Regions from separate parts of the Homo sapiens genome. Here region 1 is linked to region 2. The links are chromatin contacts, found by POLR2A ChIA-PET in ENCODE. All regions are on one chromosome and are shown on one strand. Each heading gives the region's core, a stretch centred on a gene start or an enhancer-like site at or near the end of the contact. The rest is flanking DNA. Distances are from core to core; before and after follow the strand shown. Region 1 holds the start of CFAP36 (cilia and flagella associated protein 36). Region 2 has its middle 11 kb from the start of LINC01118.

Region 1 (5,933 bases), core at 3,434-5,933, 8.7 Mb before region 2:
CACCTGTAGTCCCAGCTACCAGGAAAGTTGAGATGGGAGGATTACCTGAGCCCAGGGATGTTGAGCCTATAATGAGCTGCAATCACACTAAACTCCAGCCTGAGCAATAGAGTGAGACCCCATATCAAAAAAACAACAAAAACAAACATTAGTTTATAACATATGTATTACTACTTCAGCCTAGCACTACACAACCAGTAAGATAATACAAGTAGTTCCAAGAGAAGGAAGCAGCAGCAGGAACTACTGACTGTGGATCTGCTAAAATTATAAAAGGAGCAACTGCAGAATTATTGGAGATCTATGTAAATAAAACAGTAGTTTGTATAAACCCTGTGATCTTATTCTAGTTCTGAGTTTAGAAAGGTCACTTTGAGTTGCATCAGTTCATTAATGCCTCAAATTATCATTTTTCAGGGTTGCTCTCAAAAAGAACTCATATGTGATGAATTATCTTTCTACCTCTCACAATGTCTAAAATATTACACTTTGTCAATCAAACATTCAAATTTAAGTGAGTGTTTAACCCTGGGCATTTGTTAAAACTGTATGTTAGCAGAATAACACAAAGCAAAAACCTGTGATGTATGGGTCTTTGCAAGAGGAGAAGTGCATGCTTCTTGAAATTGATCTTCATTAATTCCAATTTCTTTGAGGTAACCTTCTAACAGCTTTTCAACCTAAAAAAACAAAGTTTAACTTTTATAATTACATAGAAAAATTCTACATGACAGTTTGCATATTAAGTATTTAGTTTAGAAAAGTATCATCGAATTTTTTGCAAATATTAATCTACATATTACATGACAGTGACATTGTCTTTCACCAAAACACAAATTAAAAGTTAATATTTTTGCTGAAAATCACATGAAATTGTATTTCTTCTAATAGAAATAGTTGAAGTCAGGATTATGAAGTTCAATGTGGTACAACTCTTCTGCTACCCAGAGGCATTTTTTTTTCTTCTTTTCTTTTCTTTCTTTTTTGAGATGGAGTCTCACTCTGTCACCCAGGCTGGAGTGCAGTGGTACGATCTCGGCTCACTGCAACCTCTGCCTCCCAGGCTCAAGCAATTCTCCTGCCTCAGCTTCCTGAGTAGCTGGGACTAGAGGCGCCTGCCACAATGCCCGACTAATTTTTTTTTTTTTTTTTGGTAGAGATGGCGTTGCACCATGTTGGTCAGGCTGGTCTCGAATTCCTGACCTCAGGTGATCCGCCTGCCCTGGCCTCCCAAAGTGCTGGGATTATAGGCATGAGCCACCACGCCTGGCCTTTTCTTTCTTTCTTTCTTTTTTTTTTTTTTGAGACAGAGTCTTACTCTGTTGTCCAGACTGGAGTACAGTGGCACAGTAATGGCTCACTGCAGCCTTGACCTTCTGGGCTCAAGAGATCATCCTCCCACTTCAGCCTCCCAAGCAACTGGGACTACAGGCACATGCCATCATGACTGATTAATTTTTGTAATTTTTATAAAGATGGAGTTTCACCATGTTGCCCAGGCTGGTCTCGAACTCCTTGGCTGAAGCAATCCACCTGCCTTGGCCTCCAAAGTGCTGGGATTATAGGTGTGAGCCACTGAGCCCCACTGCCAGAGGCATTTTTTAAAATCACAAGACAGGCTGGGCAGTGGCTCACACCTGTAAACCCAACACTTTGGGAGGCCCAGGCAGGTGGATCACTTGAGCTCTGGAGTTCCACACCAGCCTGGGAAACACAGAGAAACGCCATCTCTACAAAATACAAAAAAATTAGCAGGGCATGGTGGTGCACACCTGTAGTCCCAGCTACTCAGGTGGCTGAGATGGGAGGATCGCTTGAGCCTGGGGAGGTTGAGGCTGCAATAGGCTGTGATAGTGCCACTGCACTCCAGCCTGGGTGACAGAGCAAGACCCTGTCTCAAAAATAAAAAATAAAAAAATCACATGACAACCATGACGAAGTGAATAATTAATATGTCCCTGGATGCGTCAACAAAATAAGAATAAGATATAAAGAATACATGCAAGAACCCATAAAGAGTTGTAAAACCATTCCTTAGAGTAGAGGAGATAAGTCATCCAAATGAGATATTCAGAGCACCTGTGGAGACAGATATAACTGGCACTATTGTTAAGGTAGATTGGATTTTTGTAAAATTAAGGATTTTTAATGTAAAAATATTTTTCTTCATTTAGAAAAGCTATAAGTAGTATTAGCCTAATTACTTTTAAAAATCAGTGAAAAAAAATACTCACTAGTTCTTTGTATTCCTGATGAATCTCTGTATAGGTCAATTTGCTTTCTTCTTCATCATCAAAAACTAAATTTAAAAGAAAATATTACATAGTGTAAAAACCAAATCATTTTATTAATGCAAATTTAAAAATCCACTCCTTCCAAATAGAACTGTCAACCTAGCTCTTCAGCTTTGAATTCTTAGGGTTTATCTTTTAAAAATATATAAATGAATATATCTAAAAATATATACTATTGGCCGAGCACTGTGGCTCATGCCTGTAATCCCAGCACTTTCGGAGGCCAAGGTGGGTGGATCACCTACGATCAGGAGTTCGAGACCAGCCTGGCTGATGTGGTGAAATCCCATCTCTACTAAAAATACAAAAATCAGCCAGGCGTGGTTGTGCGCGCCTGTAGACCCAGCTACTCGGGAGGCTGAGGCAAGAGAATTGCTTGAACCCAGGAGGCGGAGGTTGCAGTGAGCCAAGATTGCACCACTGCACTCCAGCCTGGGCGGCAGAGTGAGACTCCATCTCAAAAAAAAAAAAGAAAAAAAAATATACACACACACACACACACACACACACATATATACTATTAATTGTAAACAAGCTTTTTTGCCTACTTGAGAAAATATTTAAAATGAATACTACCTCATATTTAAGACAAAAACACATTTCAATCAATATGAGGCAATAATTTCTTCATAACTTTTAATGTAATATTATTGTTAATGGTTAAATCCTTTTACAATAGGTTCCATATTATTTTATTGTACTGGAATTTTGCTGATGTAAATGTTACTGAAAGTGACCAGGCAATTTTTGTTACCACAGATAAATAATGAAGTTAAATAAAATCAAAACAAGTGTTTACTGAATGATCATATGTATAAAACAATGCAGTGAGCCAAGATCACGCCACTGCACTCCAGCCTGGGCAACAGAGCGACACTCTGTCTCCCAAAAAAAAAAAAAAAAAAGGAGTACAAATACAAGTTATTTTGTTTTTGAACATTGTTAAAAAATTACCTGTAAAAATAACACTTTAATAACTACGATTTGAATATTGATTATAGCAATGAAAATGTAATGAAAAGATTCAGTGGTCAAACTGAATTTCATCTTTACCAGATTCATGATATCTTGGAATTTAAAGAAGTCTTAAAAGGTCATCCAGGATAACCGACCATTTGATAGCTGAATAGCTGAATCCCTCTAACCCTATTAAGTCGCTATCAGATCCATTCAAACACTGCTGGAGCCGGGAAGCTCATTACCTTCTGAGGCTGGCTAACTCATCTTGGATACATTCTATCATGAAACACTTCCTTCACTGAAATTTGTTTCCCTGTAGCTTGTACCAACTGACCCTAGCTCTATTCTACTCAACCTTACAACACAAAGCAGATGTTCAAATAATTGATGAATACTACTACCCTCAAAGTCTTGCCCGATTAAACAACCACAATAACGCTTGGGCACTCATTTATATGACGTGGTTTCTGGTTCCTTTTCTGCGAATGGGCTGCAAATAGTCTCCACGAACTGAATGCAGAACTCCAAGCCTGAAGAACTGCTCAGAACCCGGAGATGCCTGTCCTTCACGGGGAATATTATGCCATATCTATACGCCTCATTTGTTCCAAGAATGGTCCTGCCCCACCTCGCCAATTTTTGGTATAGCGAAGAGTAGAGAGCTCACCAAGGGGAACACAGGCCACCAAAATCACCGGCTCTGGGCTTCCTGGAGTTATCACATGCCCTCCTTTGCAGTTAACTGTTGGTTTGGAGTGAAATCATTTCTCATTTCCTAAGCTGACTACACCGGGCGAAATGCTAGGGATCATAAGGAACTCAGGTAAACCGACGCTTCTCCTCTCAAGTCTGGCAAAGCTGTTGAAGAAGCCCAGCCAAACAGTCCACCTGCCGAGGGCAGAAACGTTCGGGACAGGGTGAGAGACCGAATTTACGATTCAAGTCTAATGTTCTTCGGACGTGCGCTTCGGCCCCAGAGAAGGGGAGTCTCGGTCCCCGTTTTCAGGTCTGCGAAGGAACACATTGGCAGGGTGAAAGGAATTCCTCCCACACAACCAGCTCTAAACCTGATGACGCGGGTGGAGAAGGTGGTGAGGGGAACGAGACCTTGCGACAGGGGTGGAGACAGGGGGTCGGGGAGACGAGAGATGGCTTGTGGTTACCAACCCCCTGCCCGCCGCTGGTGTGAGAGAGGAGAAAAGGATTGTCGGTTCGGGCTCTGGTTTTTACCTTCACATTTCTGTTCCACAAAGTCCAAGATGGGGATGGACCAGTCTGGGCCTCGCAGGAACCCCGCGATGCTCTCCACTACCCACTCCACCTCGTCTTCTTCTTCCGCAGCCATCCCGCCCCAAAGGGGCAACGGGGAAGATCCCTAGGCCAGACCGCCGGACCCCGGTTAGGCCTTTGGGCCACAAGGAGCCGAGAGGGAGTAGGGGAAGAGCTGGCCCGCAGTCGCTCAGCCCCCAGGATAGAAGCTACCAACCAGTTAATGCAAAATGGTCGCTATGGCAACACACGTAGCCGCCCTAGACCGCGGCCCGGAAGTGAAGACAACTTTCCAGGAGCCTGCGCACTTAGCGGGGAGGGCAAACGTTTGAAAAACGTTTCTGATTGGTTAAAAAAGAACAGTGGACGAGGGCTGAGAAAAGAAGTGTAGCTATTGGCTGGAAGTCATAGACAGATTGCGCTCTCTCTTCTGATAAATGCGTAGGAGCCAAGGTTTAGAAAACGCGCAGTAGACGGGCGCGGTGGCTCACGCCTGTAATTCCAGCACTTTGGGAGGCCGAGGCTTGCGGATCACCTGAGGTCAGGAGGTCGAGACCAGCTTGGCCAACATGGTGAAACCTCGTCTCTACCAAAAATACAAAAATTAGCCTGGCGTGGTGGCGCCGCCTGTAATCCCAGGTACTCGGGAGGCTGAGGCAGGAGAATCGCTTGAACCCGGGAAGCCGAGGTTGCAGTGAGCCACTGCACTGCAGCCTGGGAGACTGCGTCTCAAAAGAAAAACAGGAAGAAAGAAAAGAAAAAAGAAAAGGCTCAGTGAGGGTCTGAGGTAACCGGGTCTCCACCTGACAGGGCTTCAGCGGCTGCAGTTCATCATTGTATCCCCAGCACCTCAGTCCCAACCATTTTCAGACCATTGGCCCAGAGGCGTTTGTAATTAAAGGGTTGTCTGAAAATACAAAGCCGAGCTGTGTGAGACTCGCTGATTGTCTTACGGTCAGTTTGCATCTGTATCTTCAGGCGGGTCTTTAATCTCTTACGCTTGGATAAAGATAACTAGAATTAGGAGCTTTTCAAGGGCAAGAGCAAAGTTAATACTCACTTAAATAAATGCCTTGGTAACCAAATCTTATTATAACTCCAACTCAGCATTTAGGTGGAGTCCATTGTGGAATGGGGTCTTCAGTGGTCATTGTGAAGGTGTTTGGAGTCCCAAAATATCTTCAGACAACCATATATATATATATATTTTTTACATAAATAGGATTATATGTACAGTTATGAATTTTTTTCTTATATCTTTATCTTTTAAAAATATAAATTTGTGCTTTCTTTGCAACTGCATAGTATTCCATAAACCATCCTTTAGTCTATTTTTATTTTGTGAATGTGCACACAGTATCTTACCTGAATGCATGAAGATGATCATTATGTGCCTTTTTTTTTTTTTTT
Region 2 (5,695 bases), core at 2,575-5,074:
GTTTTTTCTCTTTTTTTCCCAAACTTAAGACTTAATTTTTTTCTTTCTTTCCTCCTCCTCCTCTTTCTTCTTCTTTTGAGGCAGTCATTCTATTGCTCAGGCTGGAGTGCAGTGGCACAATTGTGGCTCAGTGCAGCCTTGATCGCCCAGGCTCAAATGATCCTCCCACCTCAGCCTCCCGAGTAGCTGATACAACAGGTGTGTGACACCACACCTGCCTACTTTTTTTTTTTTCAGACAGAGCCTCTATGCGTTGCCCAGGCTGATCTCAAACTCCTAGGCTCAAGTGATCCTCCTGCCTTAACCTCCCAAAGTGCTGGGATTATAAGCATGAGCCACTGTACCCAGCCTTCTCTTTCTTTCTCTCTTTCTTTTCCTTCCTTCCTTCCTTCCCTCCCTCCCTCCCTCTCTTCTTTCTTTCTTTCTTTCTTTCTTTCTTTCTTTCTTTCTTTCTTTCTTTCTTCTTTTTCTTTCTTTCTTCCTTTTTTTGAGACGGAGTCTCACTCTGTTGCTCAGGCTGGAGTGCAGTGACATGGTCTTTGCTCACTGAAACCTCCGTCTCCTGGATTCAAGTGATTCTTCTGCCTCAGCCCACTTAGTAGTTGGGATTACAGGTGCGTGCCACCACAGCTGGCTAATTTTTGTATTTTTAGTAGTGATAGGGTCTCATCATGTTGGCCAGGCTGGTCTTGAACTCCTGACCTCAGGTGATCCACCCACCTTGGCCTCCCAAAGTGCTGGGATTACAGGTGTGAGCCACCATGACTGGTCCTTTTCTTTCTTTATTGAAATGGGTAGGATTTCTCGTACAATATTAATAGAAGTAGTGATAGTAACCATGCATTTTTTTCTCCACCTCAAAGTCTCGTTCGACGAGATGATCTCTTTCCAATGCAAAGATCTTGATTTTCCTCACAATCATCTTCTTTCTGGCTCAAGCAACTACCCACAGCCTTCTAGAGTGAGACTAAGAATCATAATTTATATCCAGACTTTACATTCTTGAGACAAGGTCTGGCACTACTGCCCAGGCTGGAGTGCACTGGCACAATCTAAGCTCACTGCAACCTCCACCTCCTCGGCTCAAGGCTTCCACCCACCTCAGCCTCCCGAGTAGTAACTACAGGCGCAGACCACCATGCCTGGCTAATTTTTGTATTTTTCATAGAGACAGGGTTTCACCATGTTGTCCAGGTTGGTCTTGAACTCATGAGTTCAAGCGATCTTCCCATCTCAGCCTCCCAAAGTGCTGGGATTATGGGCATGAACCACCCAGCTATATCCAGACTGTTGATAGTTGCATATCTCTAGCCTGAATGTAGAAGATCCTGGAGTCTGATCTCTTCTCCAATATTTTGTATTTGTTGAGTCATTTCCTCTCAAAACTCCCAAGCCATTTCTGCTTCATAGTTTGAATCATAACTAATAGTCAAAAAAAAAATTGTGATGGTTGAGAGGTTGGCTGTGCCCATATCCCTTTTTGAAGCTCTCTCTGCCCTTCTTCAGGGTGAGAGAGATGGACTGTGCCTTTGTTCCCACATCCTAGCACTGGCTGAAAGAAGCGACATGTGCTATGCTACGCCATTGTCTCTGGGGTGTCTAAGTTGCATCCAGATGTAAGAACACCAGATACAGCACAACTAGACTCACCAAGATCAGGCCCTTTCACCAGGGAAGTGCCTAATGTTCTGGCCTACTTTTATTGAGGGTTGATAGAACAAACAGCTATTGGAAGAAGGTTTGCCAAATAAATATTTGAGATGGTGTTCATCGTGTTGTTCGATGTTCCCTACATAAGGATTCATATAATATATTGTGTTGGAATTAAGTGTCAGTATAGTTAGTCTCTCCTGTTGAACTAACATATGTCTGCAATGGGATTAATACTTTCTGGAATTGTCTTTAGATACATTTTCATGTCCTGTAAACCTTGTTGTTCTGGAGTTTCTTGTACATTGGGGTAATGTCTGAGTCTCAGACAGAAAGCTAGATGTCGAGAGAGTCAAGGTTTACTAAATTCCTTTGACCCTCTTTTAGCACATCAAGAGGTAGGCCTGACTGACTACATTTTAGAAGATGATGAAGGAAAGTTTATCTCTCTATCCTCATAGACTATGGGAAGGGGAAGGGGGATAGGGAGAGAACAGGTAGATCAGGCACCAGAGCTCTTCTCTGCCACTACCATTATTACCTTCCCCACCTTCCCCACCAGTGTGTCAGGGCACAACCTAGAAAGTTGGGAGCTTTTAAACACATGCTTTTAAAGCATGTCTGAAGGCCGCAGGGAGCGTCTGGGCTGGAGGCACCCTTCTCCAGGTACGCTGGGTCCAGGAGAAGCACCCACATGAAGGCCTGGAGGTAGCGCAGGAAGTAGGAGGTAGGGGAGCCTGAGACAGCACCTGAGCAGGTGTTGAGAGTGCCAGCAGAAAGGCAGAGGCCTGGTGACAGGACTGAGTGACCACTAGGAAAGCTGGCAGGGACCATGGGCTCCAGCGACAGCTCCTGGCACAGCGCCCCAGAAAGCAAGATGGGGCCATCCCATCATAGCAGTCATGAGCTCAAGGAGCAGGCTGTGAAGATCCAGGCAATGCCACGGGAACCCAGGGGCCTCCCTCCTGGGCTGTGCAAGACTCTGATAGGAATCACCTGCCACACGGGGATTCAGCAGCCAGAGAGAGCAGTCTCCAAAAGGCTGACATTTACGTGAGTGAGCCAAGTTATCTATGAAAGACAATTTTGATTACTAAATCAAGCTTGAAATTTACCAAATTGGATACAATTTAGGATTTTACCCGCCTGCTTCCCAGTGAAACTGATAAGAAGACATTCATTATAAAGAAAATTTTAGCCAGGTGTAGTGGCATGTAAGCTACTCGGGAGGCAGAGGCAGGCAGATCACTTGAGCCCAGGAGTTTTAGTCCAACCTGGGCAACACATCAAGAACCCATCGCTAAAAAAAAAAAAAAAGAAAGAAAATTGTAAAAGTTACACTTTTTCCCCACAATTGCATTGTAGTGTGAGTAAATGTTTCCCCACTGCACATCCTTTTTATGAAACTAAGATTTATCTCATTGTGGCCTCTTTTCAGCTGCAGAGCTGACTCGCATGTTACATTCAGTGACAACAAATGTTCTTGCACAAGTGTGGAAGGGGCACAAGAGTTGGAGTTTGGCTGGCCTGGGTTTGTGGCCTGGGCTGGATTGTGACTTTTGTAGACTCCAGGCACTTTTATAGTTGTGGACTCCCTCCTCCATTAAAAAATTAAATATATGTTACTATTGTGTTGGCATAAAGACGAATCTATTAATATCATATATTAAAACATTTTTTCAACCTCAATGTTCTCTTCTCTTCTTCTGATTTTAAAAGAAATTTTAAAACATTTTAGTGGGCCCCTAAGAGTATCCTGGGCCCTGCGCCTATTGGAGAAGTCAGCCCTGCTTGCACCTTTGCCTGCCCTGGACATGCCTCTTTGCTTGTCTTCCTCATCTGTAAAATGGGGTTGCTGGACTAAATGATGGAGTGCATTCAAGGACACGGCACCTGGGGTAAATAAATGTGGGTTTCCTTTCTTCATCTCCATGGACTTGATTTTCTATTTCTATTTTCGTGATCTTGCGGCATATGTGGTTTTCATTGTGAGTCACCTTCAAAATTCTCTTTGGAAGTAGGTGGGGTATAAATTATAAATAAAAATTCCTTTTTACTTCCTCAGCACTTAGCACAATGCCGAGCTTTATATTCCCAATCCTTGTTTGTTGACTGTGCCGGTAAATGGCTCTCTCCCGGCCAACCTCCGCCCACCACCCTGTCCCACCCCGGCCTGACTGCTCTTGGAGGAGGCATCCTTTCTGTCTTTCTTTGGCCTCTTCTCTCTCCCTCAGAATTCTTCTTTCCTTAGTGGCCTGTGCTCAGCTGGCTGTCAGAGTGAGGAAGGTGCCCACTAAATGTCACACGGTGAGCTGGGTAATATTGCCACAGCCCCACGAGGCAGGGTGTGTGCCCTGCTCCACCCCGGAGGATGCTGTGGCTCAGCGAGGAATTGGCTCCACACGTGGTGGGACTGGGATTTGAACCCAGGCCTGTCTGGCCAGGCAGTGGCATGGTGTGTTAAGCCTCCATGGTTTGCAGTTTCCAGCAATCTGAGGGGATTTCTTGGCACTGTTCAAATCAAACCCTACTGGAAAACGTGGAGGTCCCTCGAGGTGTGTGTTCAGCTTTGTCACCGTCCCTCAGGCCCCACCATTCACCCAGCTGGAAGTTTGTGCTGAAACTCTCTTCCTAAATATTAGAGGGGAGCAGTGCCACAAGCAAGCGGGGAGGAACCGGGAGCCACACAGCTCATGCTGGAGATTCAGTGGTATGTCCATCAAGAGGGTGGCTACCAAACACATTTCCTTTATTGGCCGGACTTTAGAGTGCTCAGCTCCAGGACTTTAAAACGGCACCAGAGTGTTCAATGAGCTTGTATATGTGAGGCACTTACAACAGCGCCTGGCATACGTGTTGGCTGGAGCCGAACCGAATGCACCGAATCATTCAGCGCACATTGAGCACCTACTGGGCTGCGTGCTGGGAAGATACACATGAATAAAACATCTTCCCACTTATTCAAGAGAAGGCAAAATAAAAATTGCCCCGCGATGGGATAGAATCTGCAATTAAAAAGAAGAGCATGTGCAAGTTTATTTATGTCCTATTACACAAGCTCCTCCATTCTCCACCCCCACCCCCACCCTCTCAATCTGTCGCATTCAGGGATCTGGGGCTCTGAGCATTTGCTTGAATTAAACAGATTCAATGGCATGTCAGGGTTGGGAGGAGAAATGGAGAAGGTGGAAGAATGAGATGGAGCGATTAGTTAAAAAGAGAGATGTTGGTAGTCAATGCACAGATGCCTCCTCCTGGAGAGGAGAGGAGGTCAGACAGACCTGGAATGTTCCCTTGGGAACAATCATATTATTAATAACTGTGATAACGATGCGTGCTACTGAGTGCTCCCAGTGCCAGGCGCTGCTCTAAGCCTTCACACAGATGAGCGTATTTAATTCTCCCAATCCCCTAAGGAGGCAGCTTCTATCATAAACCCCATATTAGAGCCCAGAGGCTCAGCAGGGGGCAGTGACTTGACCAAGGGCACCACCGCCAAGAGGCAGCCTCCTGCCTGGAGGCTGCACTTGTCCTGTGGCCTTCACACAGGTGCCTGTGACATTGTGAGACAGGTGAGGTCAGGGTGCGGTATACAATACCACTGCAGACTAGTTGGAGTTTAGAGCAGAAAGCAGGAGGTCGGACTGGTGGAGTTTGAATCCTGGCCCACCATGACCAACTCTGTGACCTCGGCCAATGTCTTTCTATGTCTCTGTTTTCTTATAAGTGAAATGAAGATTGAGGATGGTGATGACGACACCACCTCCTGGAGTGGTTGTAAGGCTTTAACACAACTGTGCACACATAGGGTTTAGCAGGGCCTGCCCAGACGAGCAGGATACATGGCAGGCATCCCTGAGCTCATGATTTGTCCCTAGGAGAGCTCGCCCTGCCATCATCCAGGCAGATGAGCTCAGGCTTCCAGGCTTCTGCACTCACAGATGAGGGGGCGAGCTCAGGACAGGCAGTGGGAACCACAGGGGGAGAAATGCTAATGAGAAGTGACCCCACCCATGGAGCCTGTCCCCAAACTGATGAGCATGTT

The links. ChIA-PET counts read pairs that join two places held with the same protein, here RNA polymerase II (POLR2A).
Region 1: POLR2A ChIA-PET joins it to region 2 with 10 read pairs in Caco-2. The contact joins the promoter of CFAP36 here to the enhancer-like site in region 2. POLR2A ChIA-PET finds 5 or more read pairs at or near these places in 2 of 52 experiments (Caco-2 and PC-9).

What each region holds. Positions count from the first base shown.
Region 1 is chr2:55,518,468-55,524,400 of GRCh38, reverse strand. CFAP36 (cilia and flagella associated protein 36) reads right to left here and starts at 4,683. Exons shown (of 10, transcript NM_080667.7): 1 at 4,485-4,683; 2 at 2,235-2,299; 3 at 579-680. The coding sequence starts at 4,599. RefSeq lists enhancers at 3,903-4,152, 5,333-5,382.
Region 2 is chr2:46,802,425-46,808,119 of GRCh38, reverse strand. No RefSeq gene overlaps it. Among named protein-coding and RNA genes, the nearest start is that of LINC01118, 11 kb to the left of the region's middle. RefSeq lists an enhancer at 4,636-4,930 and a silencer at 4,636-4,930. Within about 2 kb of position 3,824, at least 8 of the 41 ENCODE cell types and tissues checked have a DNase peak (open chromatin) inside an H3K27ac peak, as active enhancers do.